Linked DNA regions of Homo sapiens: region 2 is linked to region 1. A link is an interaction called in ENCODE POLR2A ChIA-PET data of the cell type or tissue named here. Cell type or tissue: PC-3. All regions are shown on one strand. Links, peaks and the distances in the headings refer to the core of each region. The heading gives the core; the rest is flanking DNA. Region 1 has its middle 81 kb from the start of LNC-LBCS. Region 2 overlaps LNC-LBCS (lncRNA bladder and prostate cancer suppressor, hnRNPK interacting).

Region 1 (8,659 bases), core at 534-8,533:
TATATGTGATTTCTTTCAGCAGTTTGCTTACCATTGAGGACTTTTCTATAAAGGCAAAGAACCTGGCTAGAAGAAAATTGAGTTATAGGAAGGAAAAAAAAAATACTTTGAAGAAGAAAACTTAGTTGGGTACAAGAGGGAAAAGCTAATGGCATCTTTTTTTTTTTTTTTCTTGAGACGGAGTCTCACTTTGTTGCCAGGCTGGAGTGCTATGTGGTGTGATCTCAGCTCACTGCAACCTCCATTTCCTGGGTTCAAGCGATTCTCCTGGCTCAGCCACCTGAGTATCTGGGATTACAGGTGGCTGCCACCACAACTGGCTAATTTTTGTATTTTTATAGTAGAGGTGGGGTTTCACCATGTTGGCCAGGCTGGTCTCAAACTCCTGACCTCAGGTGATCCACCCGCCTCGGCCTCCCTAAGTGCTGAAGGATTCCAGGCTTGAGCCACTGTACCCGGCCCATCTTTTTAAAGTTATATGGCCACTTCCAAAAACTGTGCTTTCCTCTGTTACATGTAATTTAAGTTCCATGTGGATTCTTAACACTTTAAAATAAAACTATATTTTCTTGTTCTGAATAATGTTATATAGAGATCACCATTTTAAAAAATAAACAATGCCTGATAATTGGTTTTGTGAAGTAAGCAGGAGCAGTGAAATCGACCATAGGGGAACGTCAGAAAGGATGCAAGCGGGGGGCGGGGCGGGGGGAGCTTTACACAGTGAAATAAAGGTGTTTGATTGGGACACAGACATGAGCACCATTTAGACAGTATGCTTGTGATACTAAATCACCAAACTTTATTGATGAAGGGGCATCAAGTTCATCTTTAATTTTTTGCCCACACATCTTAGATAATTGTATACACAAAAGGGGTGTCCAGTAAAGATTTCTTCACCAGCATATTTTATCATTGTTGCACCCCTCACTCCTCATTCCAGCCACACTGGACTTTCACCACTTCCCTAAAAGTTCAAGGCTTCTTCCTGCATGAAGGCCTCTTCCTGCATCAAGGCCTTTGCAAATGTTGAAACAGTCACCAGCAACAGCACTGGCCTAGACGTGGTAGGTCTGCCACAAGGATGAATAATACAGCTGGTTCTGCAGATGTGAGGTGTGGCATACTGAATTTTGTGCTATTGGGGCCACTGAAGCGGGACACTAAAACATGCTGTCAAAGAGAGCACAGAGCAATGGGATGGCATAGCATCAAGGAGGGAATCTTAGAAGTAGCCAGGCAGTAAGAGGAAGAAGAGGAGGCATCAAAGGAGACAGAGAAGTGGTCATCGAAATAGGAGTATCAGCTTGGAGCAGCATCTTAGGAGACAAAGAGTTGTAAGAAAGCATATACTACCAGTGCTGGAAGGATACTGTGCTAACTAAGCACAGTGCCTGCTACTAGAAAGCACTTCATAGGCCCCGTTTCCCTTCATTTTCTCACTTATCCTTTTATTCATTCAACAAATATGCCTGTGTAGCTACTGAGTACTAGGTACTAATAAGATGGAAGTGAACAAGATAGATATTGTTCCTATTCTATCATAAAGCTTACAATCTGGAGGAAAGGGAGTGGGGTGAGAAGAGACAATGAAAAAATTAAAATTCACATATAAAATAATATTGGGTGGCAAAAAATGCTATGAAGAGAAACAAGAGCATAGAAAGATCAGATGGTGTTACATTGGGTAGGGTAGCCAGGAGAAACCTCTCTGATAGGGGGGATTTATTTATTTATTTACTTATTTATGTTTTTATGGTTTTGTTATTTTTTAAAATATATTTCCATAAGTTATTGGGGTACAGGTGGAATTTGGTTAGAGTTCTTCAGTGGTGATTTGTGAGATTTTGGTGCACCCATCAACTGAGCAGTGTACATTGCACCCACCATATGCGTAGTCTTTTATCTCTCCCCCCTCCCACTTTTCCCCCCAAGTCCCCGAAGTCCACTGTGTCATTCGTATGCCTCTGTGTCCTCATAGCTTAGCTCTCACATACCAGTGAGAACATACGATGTTTGGTTTTCCATTCCTGGGTTACCTCACTTATAATAATAGTCTCCAATCTCATCCAGGTCACTGCAAATGCTGTTAATTCAATCCTTTTTATGGCTGTGTAGTATTGCATTGTATATATACACCACAGTTTCTTTATCCACTCATTGACTGATGGGCATTTGGGTTGGTTCCAGGATTTTGCAATTGTGACTTGTGCTGCTATAAACATGCATGTGCAAGTGTCTTCCTCAAATAATGACTTATTTCCCTCTGGGTAGATACCCAGTAATGGGATTGCTGGATCAAATGGTAGTTCTATTTTTAGTTCTTTAAGGAACCTCCACACTGTTTTCCATAGTGGCTGTACTAGTTTACATTCCCACCAGCAGTGTAGAAGTGCTCCTGATAGGGGGATTTAAATGGAGAACAGAATGAAGTGATGCATGTGATGTTAGGAGTTGTGATGATGGATTGATGATGATGATGATTATGATCACAAGGATGAAGACTTGAGGAGGATTGTGTCAAGGGGCAAAGAAAAAGAGACAAGAGTATTATAAGAAGGAGAAAAAGACCAACAGTTTGAATGCAATAGAGGTGTCAAAATAAGATAAGGCTGGAAAAAATGTTTATTGGATTGTTTGATTTGACAATTAAGGAGGTTGGTGACCCTAAAGAGAGCAGTTGCAGTGAGTTGCTTGGAAGGAAAATCAGCTGCAGAAGATTAAGAGCATAATAGAATATGGATGCAGGGGAGATGTCTTAGAAAAGTTTAGCAACGGGCTGGGTGCACTGGCTCACGCCTGTAATCCCAGCACTTTGGGAGGCCGAGGTGGATGGATCATTTGAGCTCAGGAGATTGAGACCAGCCTGAGCAAAAATGCAAAACTCCATCTCTCCAACAAAAAAACAAAAACAAAAAACCAAAAAGCAAAAAAAGGCCGGGCGTGGTGGCTCACACCTGTAATCCCAGCACTTTGGGAGGCCGAGGCGGGTGGATCATGAGGTCAGGAGATCAAGACCATCCTGGCTAACATGGTGAAACCCCGTCTCTACTAAAAGTACAAAAAAATTAGCCGGGCGTGGTGGCAGGCACCTGTAGTCCCAGCTACTTGGGAGGCTGAGGCAGGAGAATGGCGTGAACCTGGGAAGCGGAGCTGGCAGTGAGCCGAGATCGCGCCACTGCACTCCAGCCTGGGTGACAGAGCGAGACTCCGTCTCAAAAAAAAAAAGCAAAAAAAGGAGAAAAGTTTAGCAATGAAATAAAGGATGTGTAGGGAGTAGCTAGATGCAAAAATTATATACAACTAGTTTTTAAAAACATTTGTTTTCCCCTCTAGATGAGGGCTTCTCCACTTTGAAACAATTGATATTTTGAGCTGGATGATTCTTTGTTGTGGGGACAGGCAATGGGGCTACCCTGTGCATTGTAGGAAATTCTGCAACAGCTCTGACCTCTACCCACCAGATGCCAGTATCACCCCTCCACCCAATTTGACAACAAAAATGATTCCAGACATTGTTAAATGTCCCCTAGAGGTAGAATTGTCCCCAGGTTAGAACAACTGCTCTAGACTGAGGATATCTATGTATGTTTGAAACGATGAAGAAGGGCCCATGGAGAAGAAGAGAAAAAAGATATTGAAAAGGGAGAATCTTAAATGTGAAGATCTACAGTCAGTAAGTTCAACATGTTTCCCTGCAAGTGACAAAAAGCAGAATTATAGGGACTGTTAATAAATGCTTTGTTTTATGAGTTGAGGAACAAATATTGTCATTCTAAATTAAGAAGGGGCATTCGAGCTGAAAATTAAAAAAATATATTTGTTGTAACAATTTGGAAACCAGCATGCAAACTCTCAAGGAAATGCAGTATTATTAAGAAAGGGAAACCATTAGCTATTTTTTATATATTCATAGAATTAAGACAAATAAGCAAATAGTTCAAGTTGGAGAGCAGATCATGTGGTCCACAAGTTGTCCCTTATTCTGGGAAGTCCTTAATTTGGGATTGAAGACAGATGTTTCTAATGTGACTCATGTATTTTTACCACTTTCTCATGGGCATGGACTGAGATTCTTCCTCTGTCTCCTGGTGATGTCAGCATCATGTTTACATAGAATGGGCCTGCCTAAGTCAAAGCTAGCCCTAAGTCACATGTCACATGGTAAAAATACATAAGCAGGCTTCTCTTTAGATAGATTATAGTTGTGACCTCTAGGAGAATAGACTTATTTTCTGGGTTGAGTATATAAAGTTTAGAAATTGGGGAATATTCCAGAATAACAGCATTTCAAAGTTGGGAGGAATCATTATGATTACTTCACAATCATAAGTTCTCAGGTTGTCAAGTATGGCACATTAAAAATAAAAAATTATGTCTCCTGTAAGAGAACGAATGTGAACATGGTACTTGGCAATTAAGTTCTTTTCTTCCTAAATTAAAATCAAATGTTAATCTGCATCTGAAAAGGCAACTGGCACTTATTGTGAACCTACTATATACGGGAAATTATTGGAGTTATTTTATACATATAATGTTTTTGAAGCTTAATGACAACTCGGTGAGCCAAGTATTATTCCCATGCAAGGGAGGAAAACTAGCAATCACAAAGTCTACTGCAAAACCCGCCAATATAGAAACAGCTGTTTTATGTCCACAGTTTATCTTTGGACATTCTCTCCCCAGTGATTTTTACTAGTCTCTGATGAGATCTCGGCTTCTTTTTAACAGTGAACACACAAACTGAACTACTTTGGGACTGATAATCAGGTGGTTTATTTTGTTCAGCCAGTCCCTATCCAGTACGGTTAATTCTACAGATCTGACTTTTGCCGCTCACTTTATGCCTGTCAGAGCACCCTTCTACATCTCCTGGCACACCTTTCCAGCAACACACTATGGCAATGATCCATTGAGAGTGAAACGAGGTGTCACAAAGAAGCAATTTTCTTTGACATTTGAAATAAGGACTTGAGTTTGCCCATTGGCCTTCATGTCTATCTGTCATGATATTTTAATTTGGTAAAGTTTTTGTTTGGTAAAGTTTAATTTGGTAAAGTTTTTGTAAGCAAGTTCATTGGGTGAAAGATTTGTTGGAATTTGTTAAATCCAAAAGAATAAAAAACCTTTAGGCCATCATTAATTTCTTATAAGTGACCGATTTCCATTACAAGGACCCTTTCATTGGATGAGTTAGTTCTGGTCTAATGTATACATTTTCTTAACTTTCATAGTAAGCATTACTATGTGCTATAGCTATATGTTTACATTTTTATCTATATCTGCTGCTCCAAATATTTTCTTGGTTTTCTTCCTCGCTTGCTTTTCACTTGGCTCTTAGGAGCCCAAACAACCCACAATAACTTGCTGAGTATATTTAGCCCAGAAAAAAAGAATGTCTGGGATAAGCTTCACTTCTCATAAAAAAGTAAAAAGTGACAGACCAAATTGATTTTAAAAATATGTATCTGTGGATGTAAGTGTCAGGACATTCAGTGTAAAAGCATACCATGAGTCTCTAATCCAACATCTCACTCAATGGAGCAAGGGATCTATCCCCAATGGGCTTGCAGATGAAGTAATTTCCAAGGCATAGTTGGGTGGGCAAGTGGAGAAAGAAGAATGGCCGCCGTGGCTGTGAGGTGGTCAGTGAGAGAGACAAATCCCTTCCCCCACTCCCATGGCCGTGTGTGCCACTCTTCCTCTATACAAAGACAATTTGCTTTTCATGTAGTAATGAAGAACAATGTTTAACAGACAAAGGAGCTTCTAGTTTATTATTGTGCTGTCTTTGACTAGAGCTAGATGCTGGGAAAAATGGTAATTCACAGTGTGAATGCTTCTTTTCCAGCCGTATGGGTTATGGCTGAGCATGTACATTGTATATTGCAGATGGTACAATAGTGAACACTGTGAGAACGAGGAAAGAATGAATTACGACCTTTTTTTTCTTGCTAGCCAAGAAACCAGGAATTTCTTCACAGCGATTTTTATTTATATCTGTGTGTGTGTGCGTGTGTGTGTGTGTGTGTGTGTGTCTGTGTGTGCGTGCGCAATCGTGCATGGGTTATTCCTTAGCAATATGCGCTGCTGGATTCTGATAAGTGATTTTAGGTTTTAGAATTTTTAAGTTAATGTATAAAATCTACTATGATGCTCTTAGAACACCTGTGTTCTCCTGCCTTTTTTTTCCCCTAGTTGACTGATACAAGGCACAGGTGGTGCCTAATTAACTTATTTCATGCAAATAAAAACATATTGCATGATTTCTTCTCCTTAACTATATAATCACTGAAACACGATGGTGCTGATTAAAGCAACAAACTTTGGGAGGGGAGAATTTAGCATCTTCTGTCAGTTCTCCTATGCTGAAGGGATTTATGATCCATGTAAATCTGATTTAAATGGAAAAGTGATGGGAACGTGTATTTCCTATGCAAGAAAACGATTTTCCTCTATTTAGTCTTTTCTCTATGTCATAGGACACTCAGTGATACAGAATTGAAAAAGAGAAAGACCAGATTTCCCATGGAGATGGAGAAATTGGAAGCCCAGATGAGGAACCATCTCATATAAGCAAGCTTATGTGTTTTGATTTCGTGTTCAGATATTCTTATCAATGATTTCCAGAAAGTGACATTGATTTGCTTTGGAAACAATGATGGAAAAACAGTGAGTGTGTACCGGAATGCTTTTAGAGTTCTAAAATCATACTGGAAAATGTCCGAGCATTCCAACACAGCTATAAACAGTACCATGCTGTATTTATGGGGGGTGGCAAGTCTGTTTTTAAAAGTCTTTGCGATATTTTTTCTATGTTTTTAATTTATTGAATTAAAGCCAGATTTATTCAATTAAGATAATACACTTCAAAGTTAACTGCCATTTGCTGTTCATTTAGGCAAGCTATTGTACAGTTATGTAAATTTCATGAACAGAGACACTACTTGAGTGTCTTAATTACAAGCAGAAAGTGTCATTTAAATATGAATTAAGTGAATAGTTGCCTGTATTTCCTGTTTCTGTATTTTCTGTCTTCTGCCCAATGATCCATACTGTGTTAGAAGATTTTTCTTTTTCCTGTGAAAGAAAAACACCTCCACTATGAAATATTAAAAAAAAAAAAGTCGGGAAACATGTAAAAACGCCATTGTTATTGCACTGATTAGTACTCAGAGCCATTTCTGAATAACAGGGTACCAGGTTTTTTCAGTTGGCCACTGATAGTCATTCTCATATTGTTACTGAGATCTAAAAATTATTCCAGCTTATGCTGGGGGAAATAATTTGCTACATGTGTCATTTGCTCCAATTCATTATATATGTGGGTTCATTTTTTTTTTAAATCCTCTTTTAAAAGTACTAATTTATAACACGTCCAAACATTGTCTTCCTTACTCCAATGCTGGGCTGTGCATATTTTTATCATTCTTTTATCTTTGTCAAAAGCAACATTTATTTTCAATTTAGAACTGTCACAACCATATTTGTGTTTAGCAAATGTGACCCATGACCTGATACTTTGCTGATTTCTGTGAAACAATTCCCCATGCATCTTGGACTTACTGACCAACATTGTTTTTGTTTGTTTCTGTGTTTTGGATGATTCTTATGTATACATAAAAATGACCTAGAGACAAATCTGGCATTAATCATGAAGAAAGGCAAGGATTCACAATTAGTTAATGAAAACCACACCTCTGTTCTGTGGAGTCAGTTCCCAGCTCCTGTCTCCAGCCTGGGATATAGATGCAGCCTGGGAAGATATTCCCAGCACCCCCCAAGGTAGATCCTGCGTGCTCCCCCAGGAGTGAGAAGTTCACTATTCACTCAGTGCTTGCATCATCTTTTCCAACATGTTCCCACTGATACATTAAAGGAATTAATTGCTCATAATGATCTCACCATCTGTTAACAGAGGTTCATACCTACAGGCTGGTGGCATGCGGTGGTTCTATTCAGGGATCAATAGGCAATGCCGGGCGAACGCTTTCCCACATTGCCTGCCTTTGCACGCTGAAAGGGGGAGGAGGGCTCGGTGCCGGCCATCTGCTCCTTGTCTTTCTGTGCGAGACCTTGATGCGGTCCAGCACAGCTCTGATCTGACTCCAGTCCGATTGGAATGTGGCTGATCTGAGAGCCTCTCAAAGCTGTGAAAGTGAGTCAAAAGGAGATGCCCATTGTCCAGCATGGCTGAAAGAAAATGATCACTTTAAAATTCATAACTCCCAGGTGCCTGCCATCTATTCATGGGAAAAACCCTCTGAACTTCTCTTCATTAAAGAGAGGGGAGTCTTGCTAAAAAGAGAGAAAAGGAAGTAGTTTGTGGGAATGTGCAGGGGATTTTCAAGCTAAACAAATGAGGAATTTGGAATTTTTCACTTGTATTAAAAGAACTGTGTAGGAAGGAGAAGCCCTTATTTAAAAAAAAAAAAGGGTGAGAGGAGGCTTTCCTTGGACACTATAGCAACTAATAAAGAACATTTTAATTTTTCTCCAGAGGAATTCAAAGATCACCCTGTCTTTTTACTTTTATTACCTGGAGCTGTGGAAACTTTCCCATTTGATTCTGAATAACATTCTTAGTCAATTTTCACTTCTGTTCCACAGGGGTGCAGTTTGGGTGGGAATTTGGGGAAGAATGAGAGTCTGGGAAATT
Region 2 (8,659 bases), core at 391-8,390, 72 kb before region 1:
ACCATGCCAGGCCAGCATTCAGTCTTTCGTATTAAGTATAATATTAGTTGTAGGGTTTTTTTTTCTTCAAGTTTTTAAAAAGTCAGTTTGAGGAAGTTCCCTGCATTCCCAGTTTTCTGAGAATTTGTATTATGAATGGATGTTGAATTTTGTTAAGTACTTTTTCTGCATCAACTGATGAATCATGATTTGTTTCCCTTTAGCTTGTGAATATGGTAGATTATTAATATATTGATTGATTTTTGAATGTTAAATCAGTCTTTCATCCCTAGGATGCTAGCTCATGGTATATAATTCTGTGTTGATATAGTGCTGAAGGCCATTTGCTAATATTTTGTTGATTGTTGCACTTATATTAACGAAGGATATCAGTCTGTAGTTTCTGTCTCTGTCTCTGTTTATCTCTGTCTCCCTGTCTCTCTCTCTCTCATGCAATCTTTGGTTGGTTTGGATAGCAGGATAATATTGGCTTCCTAAAATAAATTGGGAAGTGTTCATGCCTCTTCTATTTTTGGGGAAAGTATATGTATAATTGGTGTTAATTCTTCTTTAAACATTTGTTAGAATAGTGTGGTAAAACAATCTGGCGGGCCCTGGAGTTTTCTTTTTCTGTAATTTAAAAATTATGAATTCAGTTTTCTCAATAAAGTGCTATTTAAATGATCTATTTCATATTGTGTGAGTTGGGATAATGTGTGCTTTTTGAGGAATGGGGTCATTTTATCTATTGTCTAATTTTGTCTAATTTATGTGGTATTTACTCATTATCCCTTTGATATCTGCAGGATCTGTAGTAATATCCCTGCTTTCTTTCCTAATATTATGTTTTTTTCTCCTTTTTAATTTGTCAGTCTTGATTGGGATTTGTGCATTTTATTGATTTTTTTTTTTTTTCCAAAGAACCATCTTTTACTGATTTTCTGTTTCCAATTTCACTGAGTTTTGCTTTTCTCTTTATTATTCCCTCTCTCTGCTTTCTTTGGGTTTTTCTTTTCCTTTTCTATGCTCTTGAGGTATAATCTTAGATTTTAATTTGAGATTTTTTTTGCTTTTTAATGTAAGCTTTTAGTTCTATAAGTTTCCCTCTTAGCAGTGTTTTTGCTGCATCCACAAATTTTGATATGTTGTGTTTTTATTTTCATTCAGTTCAGTGTATGTTTTGATTTCCACTTAGACTTCCTCTTTGAGCTATGGATTATTTTATAGGGAATTTAGTTTCCAAGTGTTGGGTTATTTTCCTATTATCTTTCTGTTACTGATTTCGACTTTAATTTCATTATGGTCAGAGGATACACTCCATATGATTTAATTCTTTTAAATTTCATGAGTTTGTGTTATGGATATGATCTATCTTGGTGTATGCTCTGTGATTGCTTAAAGAGAATGCTGCTAGTGTTGGGCGGGGTGCTCTGGAAGTGTCAGTTAGCTTCTGTTGCTTGACGATGTTATTGGGTTCTCTTATATCTTTGCTGATTTTCTATCCAATTGTTTTATCAGTTGTTGAGAGAGGAGTGTTGAAGTCCCCAACTATAATTGTGGATATATCTAATTCTCCCTTCAGTTCTATCAGTTTTTGCTTCACATATTTTATAAGTCTGTTATTTGGTGCATACTCACTTAGAATTGCTAATACAGTTCACTTAGAATTGCTTATGTAATTCTTTTTGGTGAATTATATTTCTCTCTGTCTCTTGTCCTTTGCTTTGAAGTCTATTTTCTTTTAATATAGCCATCCCTGCTTTCTTCAAATACTTTCATGACTTTTTTTTATACTTTTACTTTCAACCTATTTCATTATATTTGAAGTGAGCTTCTTGTAGATAGCATATAGTTGGGTCATCTCTTTTTTTAAAATTCATTCTGTGATCTCATTTTATTAATAGTTATATTTAGATCATTTACATTAAATGTAATTATTGATATACGTTTATGCTTTTGTTTCCTATTTTATTTAATATTTGCTCTGTCTTCCTTTTTTTAAACTCTTTCTTGCTTTGGGCTACTTAAACATTTTTTAAAAATCCGTTTTGATTTATGTATAGTGTTTTTGAGTGCAAATATATAGCATTTTTAATAGTTGCTGTAGCTACTGTATTATAGTTATAGCTTACTAACTCTATTGGTGTTAATGGAGTACCAGTTCAAGTGAAGTGTTAAAGTCTTCCCTCCCTTCATATCCCTTCACTTTATAATATAAATATGCAATATAATTGTCTTAAGTATCTCCTGTACATACATTTAGAACCCTACCAGATAGTGTTATAATCTTTGTCTCAGTAGTCAAATACTTAGAAAGCTCAAGAGGAGAAAGAAAACCTATTATATTTTCCCATGGTTTTTTTTATGATTTCTGTCTTCTTTCTTTCTTCTTGATGTTACAAGTTTTCTGTTTTTAATTATCATTTTCTTTCTGTTTAGAGAACTCTTTTCGCTTTTTTTTTTTTTTTTTTTGACAAGATCTTTCTCTCTCAGCCAGGCTGGAGTTCAGTCCTGCAATCATAGCTCACTACAGCTTCACACTCTTGCACTCAAGCAATCCTCTCTTCACCCTCCAACGTAGCACCACCACCCTAGCCAGCTTTTTAAATTTTTTGTACAGATGGGGTCTTGCTTTGTTGCCCAGGCTGGTCTTGAACTTCTGGCTTCAAGCGATCTTTCCACCTCAGCCTCCAGAAGTACTGGGATTACAGGTGTGTTCCACCATGCCCATCGTCTTTAGTTATTCTTTTAAATAGGTCTGTTGGTGACAAACTATCTTAGTTGTCCTTCAACTGAAAATGTCTTGATTTTTCCTTCATTATTGAAGGATATTTTTGCTGGATATAGAATTTTGAGATGACAATTCTTTTAGTACTTGAAAAATGTTATGCCACTTCCTTATGGCCCCCATGTTTCTTGTTGAGAAATCTGTCATTTAAATTTTTTTCCCCTATAAATAAGGTATTATTTGCTGTTGCCACTTTCAAGACTTTTTCCGTCTTTATTTTCAGAAGTTTGACTATAATGTGCTTCAGTAGTGATTTCTTTGCGTTTATCCTTCTTGGCATTCATTGATAGTTTTATGAATCTGTTAGTTTATGCTTTGGCTAAATTTGGGGAGTTTTCAGTTGTTATTTTTTCAAATACTTTTCAGCCACACCCTTTTTCTTCTCTCCTTCCTAGTCTTTAAAGTTATATTAGATGTTTTGTTATAATCCTACTGGTCCCAAAGGCCCTGCTCATTTTTTAAAATATCAGTTTTCTCTCTGCTTTCAGATTGGGTAATTTTTATTGTTGTCTTCAAGTTTACTGATTCCTTTTTTTGTTCCCTTCATTCTGCTGTTTAGGTCATCCATTGAGTTTTTAATTCTGCTGTCTTTCCACTAACACAATTTCCTTTTGGTTCTTATTTATATCTTTGTTTTCCTTGCTGAGACTTTTAATTTTTTTTCCATTTGTTTTGGGCATGTTCATAATTACTCATTAAAACATTTTTATGGTGGTGCTGCTTTATTGCTGCCAAGCGGAAATAGAAATCCATGCCAATGTTAATAACTGGGTGTGAGGGACTCCTCGTAACTCCTGGGCAAGGGTGGAAGTTCTAGTTCTCCATTAAACCTCTGTTGATATCATCCTGGCTGGGAGGGGCATGAAGACTCATTACTGCTTGGCCTCTACTGACATTGTTGAGTTGAGTTGGGGTGGTCTGGTTTCTGCTGGGCAGGAGTGAAAGTTCTACCTCTCCACTAACTTCTTCTGATGCCACTCCAGTGAGGTGGGGAGGAGCATTTTATTACTGCAGGATGGGATGGAAGTCCATACTCTCCATGTGGTCTCCATGAGCACCATCAGTGTGGTGGTGGTGGTGAAGACTCCTTATTGCCTGGTGGAGATGAAGTTCCTAGCTCTCTGCTTTTCCTCTATGACACCACTTGGATAGGAGTTTTGGGGTATCTGGCAAAGGTGGAAATGGAGCCTCCCACTCAGTTTTTGCTGGTGGGGGTGGAGGTGAGGCCACAGTTTTCTCTGTGGTGTTTGGCTGTTACTGTCCAAGCATCTTCTGTCTGGCTAGGTAGCCATTTTGCTTATCCTTTTTCTAGAGAGGGCAGGTTTCTGTTGAGGCTTTTTGGGTTGATACTTGTTGGTATTTCTGGGTTTCTGTCTTCTCCAGCACCTAATCTGGGATATTTGAGGCAAAAAATTAACTCAGAGCACTCACCACCTGTTGTTCATCGGGTCCCAAGTTCCCTAGCTGATTTGCCGCCCTCTGTTCACCTTGTCTTCAACCTTCTTATGTCTGAAATAGATGGAACACTGCTCCATCTTTCTGAAAATTGAAGACCCATTGCTTTCAAAAGTAGATGATTCTAAAAAGTACAGCCCGGGTTAAAAACAACCTAGCTATGCCTGTTTAACACAAAGATTATAGTCTCTCCCCTTCATTGTGAAGGGGTATCAGTTTCTACTTCTGTTGGATTTGAAACAGCTTTAAAATAATTTTAGCATATGTGGACTTTCTCTTGCCCAAACAGTGAAAATATTTTGAAGAGAGGAGCAATGCATTATTATTTGGAAGGCAGCTGAGCCTGGTGGTGTGGACAAGGCTTTTGGAGGCAGAATATCTGTATTGCAATGAGATCTTGGTCAAAATTCTTAACTTTCTTAAGGTCAATAAAAATTCATGATATTGTTAAGAGTAAATATGTTATATATAAAAGACCCACCACAGTGCATGACTAACACATAATATATGTTCAAATATTAGTTCTTTCTTCCTGTGGTCATGCTCTATATATTACCTGAATAGTGATTAAGGAAGCCAAACAATTGGGCTGAGTATTTGAGTCAGAGGAGTTACTCTGGAAGCCTCTTAACTCTTTAGGCTCAGGAATAGCTAGAAAAATAGTTGTAAGGAAGATATCCTTGTAAGAATAGAAATGTGAATTTTTAAAAATGATCCAGGTATGATAGGGTAGTGGTGTAAGTCAAGAAGAAAGACTATTGAGAATACAAAATGATAGGTAAAAGTGATTGGTTATGGTAGTAGAATAGACACGGAAGTAAAACCATGAGCAGGAAGTGAAAGACTGGGAGAAAAGTTTGAGGTTAAGGTTAGGGCCTGGAAATTTTAGTAGGTAAAGTTCTTCCTATTTCTCTGACTGTACTTTCTAATTTTCTTTTGAGGGTTTTTTTTTCTTACGTATTCCTTAAATGTTGTTGTAATTTGAGGTTCTGCCCTCTTTTTCTCATATATACTGACCTTGGATAATCTTATCCAATTCCATAATGCTGGTCTTAAGAAAAAGCTAACAGATTCGAACTCATTTATTGAATCTGCAGTTACCACTGGATGTCTCCATTTGGATGTCACACAGGCTTTTCAATCTCAGCATATCCTAATTCATCTCCCTTCTGTGTTCTCCATCTCATTGAACAGTACCACCATTGATTCAGATCCTAAAGTGAGAAACGCAACCATCTTCCTGTCTTTCATAGAACACACTCAAGCGACAACCAACTTATGCTCATTTTTCCTTCAGGAATTTCTGAAAAATTCTATTGAGCATTAAGGGAAGTCATGTTGGAAGAATGCTAAAATAGGTCAAAGGAGACATAAAATATTCTCCTGAGTCTCAAAACTAATATTCCCCAGGACTGTTTTCTCTATGCTTTATGGGGTAACTGATAGAATTCTGTTAGCATTGTTCTTTGTTTCTTGACCAGTTATTGCCAGTATTTGAATTTTCAGTTTCATCTTCATTCTAGAACTTCATATTCTCTTATGCCATCTTTTTCTTTTCACCTTGTTTTCTCTTTTCAATTTTATGACAATTGCTGCTACAAGTTGAATTCCTATTTCTCTCCCATCACCTGCTATATTAATTAGGGTTAGGTTATGTTGCAGTGAAATCTTAGTTGCTCATAGAAACAAAGATCTATGTCTTGCTCCTGCTACATATCCATGATGGGTTGGCTAAATGTTTTCTCCTTCCAGGTTTGAGTGAGGCCGATGGACCTCTACTGTCTTAAGAGAGTTGGTGGCTGTGGCACAAGGAAGGGGGGGGGGGGAAGCAAGATACATCCAGAAAGGCTTCTGCCTGGTGGAATTGATAAACGTCAATTGAGATTTTCCAAGGACCAAAACACATGCATTACCATGCCCAACTTCAAGTAGGTAGGGAAACGAAGTCTGTTATGAGGGTGGAACACTGAAATAGCTGGTGAACATTTATTTCCAGCATGACTACAAGACTCACTCATGGCTCCTCTGCTGGAAGCCCTGCCTTCTTCTGTCCTCCCTCCCTTCTCCTTCTCTTCCTTTCTTCTTTCCTTCCTTTGACATTTTAAAAATGACTGTTAAAAATATTCTTGGGAATGCCACAAAAATGGGAAACCAAGCATTTAGTACTACAGGGTGGTTCTAAGTATTGAAAAATAAAAATGGATTTGTTAATACATTGCACTGTAACTGCATAGCTAGTGGTTCCAAGTGCAGCCTGGTTGACAGCAGTGATCCAAAGTAGCAGCGACAAAAACAAAACAAAACAAAAAAAACTGCAGGCAAGTTAGAATTTCATTAAATACCAAAAGCGCATCTCTTAGCACTTACTCCATAGCTCTAGGGTGCTGATGCTCACTGTTATCAGTTGCATGAATCACCATGGCAATTGATGAATGTAAAAATTCAGTATATGTTTTTTTCTTGCAGTTTTTTAAAATTTTTGGTTCTGAAGAATACCTTTTCATTTGTCTGTCTCTGTCTCTCTTATTCTGTTCAATGTATGCAACAAGAAAACATTCTCTTTTTTTTTGTGACTTAAAAGCTTTTTCTAATTTATTTGAAAAACTCTGAGGCTGGATGCCGTGGGTCACACCTGTAATTCCAGCACTTTGGGAGGCCGAGGTGGGTGGACCACCTGAGGTCGGGAGTTCGAGACCAGCCAACATGATGAAACCCCGTCTCTACTAAAAATACAAAAAATTAGCCAGGCATGATGGCAGGTACCTGTAATCCCAGCTACTTGGGAGCTGAGGCAGGAGAATCATTTGAACCCGGGAGGTAGAGGTTGCAGTGAGCTGAGGTCACACCATTGCACTCCAGCCTTGGCAACAAGAGCGAAACTCCATTTCAAAAACAAAACAAAAACGAAAAACTCTGAATACTGACTCCTGACAAAAGAGAATTCTATTGTCCCCCCAATATATAGGCATTTATGTTAACCGAATTCTTTTCATGTCTCTTTATTAGTGTGCTCACATTCATGCTCCTTGGACTGTATCTCCAAAAGCAAGATAGAGCATCACAGCTGATACTCTTATTTCTATGTGATGATAGACCATCATATCAGATAGTTTGTTTTTACACTGTAATAAGGAAAACCTGTCTGGAAGGTATGAACCAGGGCAATCAATCTCATAATAGACCACTTGTTAACATTAGACCAATGGTAAGAGTAGAGCAGACAGAAATGAAACCCAATCTATTGTATATGTTAATGATAAATATATATGTGTACACGTGTGCACACACACACACACACAGCATCCATAATTCAAAAATCAAAAATCTGAAATGCTCCAAAATTTGAAATTTTTTGCGCTCTGACATGACACCACAAGTGGAACATTCCACACCTGACCTCATGTAGTGAGTTGCTGTCAAAACTCTGTTTCATGCACAAAATTATTTAAAATATTATATAAAATTACCTTTAGGCTATGTGTATAAGGTATATGTGAAGCATAAATGAATTTAGTGCTTAGGCTTGGGGAGCATCACAAGATAATCTCATTATGTATATGCAAATATTCCAAAATCCAAAAAAATTTGAAAAACCTCTAGTCCCAAGTATTTCAGATAAGGGATATTCAACCTGAACTTGTGTAACTGGTGTAACTGTACATACATATGCATGTGCATGTCTGTGTGTGTTCCAACCCAAACACCATGCCATTCTTCCCCTGCCTTGCCCCATGTCCCACATCCACTCCTACCCCCATTTATTTGCTACCAGAACTAGGTCACTTTCTTGTCCCTTAGACTCAGTGGGAGACTCCCAACTCATTGTGTTTGGATTAAGTAGAAAGTTATTCTATAACCATGTATTCAAAAAAAATAACTTTACAATCATTTGAAACAAAACCAACTATTACTTTTAAAAAGCTACCTGCTTTCAATTAAGCAGGAAATTATCTAAGAAGCCACTTAATTTGCTTTGGTCTGTAGTCCCACAACTGCTTTATGCTGAGTGGAGCATGAAATTAAATATGTAACAACTATCCTAATGGTTATGTTTCAGAATGCCAGCATTTTAGATTCCTAGGTATACCGAGTGGTAACAAATACAAAAATGTACCAATCAAAGAATATGGCTGTATTGAGTTTGAGGAAGAAAAAAACCCAAAATATTATTAATGTTCTTTATTTTTTTTAGTTAAAACTGTTTTTAAAAGTCTTCCGTTAATTGATGTATCTAGGAAGAGCTGCAGTGCATATATGGAAAATTTTTTCAGACTACAATAAACTGCATTTTTTTCCAAATAAATTTTTACAGCATTTTCTTGTGTCCAAATGTAAAATAAATTATGCAAGGATACATTAATAGAGAAAGTCATAATGAATTTTTACTATGTGTTGAAGAAACACTGATACTAATCTCCGTTTGAAGGATTCATCTTT

Evidence for each region. ChIA-PET counts read pairs that join two places held together with the same protein. Peaks named below come from ENCODE experiments on the same cell type or tissue, not always from the same donor. Only the 100,000 strongest peaks of a DNase experiment are listed, where the experiment ranks them.
Region 2: POLR2A ChIA-PET joins it to region 1 with 12 read pairs; 6 of 35 experiments call an interaction of 5 or more read pairs at or near these places.

The regions. Positions count from the first base shown.
Region 1 is chr6:19,719,190-19,727,848 of GRCh38, reverse strand. No RefSeq gene overlaps it. Among named protein-coding and RNA genes, the nearest start is that of LNC-LBCS, 81 kb to the left of the region's middle. RefSeq lists enhancers at 7,531-8,659, 5,170-8,659. In PC-3, for the core only: no CTCF peak of the experiment used is centred there; a DNase peak (open chromatin) is centred at 4,078; H3K27ac peaks cover 997 bases.
Region 2 is chr6:19,791,528-19,800,186 of GRCh38, reverse strand. All of the region lies in intron 2 of LNC-LBCS (lncRNA bladder and prostate cancer suppressor, hnRNPK interacting), which reads left to right. Among named protein-coding and RNA genes, the nearest start is that of LNC-LBCS, 8.9 kb to the left of the region's middle. In PC-3, for the core only: no CTCF peak of the experiment used is centred there; a DNase peak (open chromatin) is centred at 4,786; H3K27ac peaks cover 1,557 bases.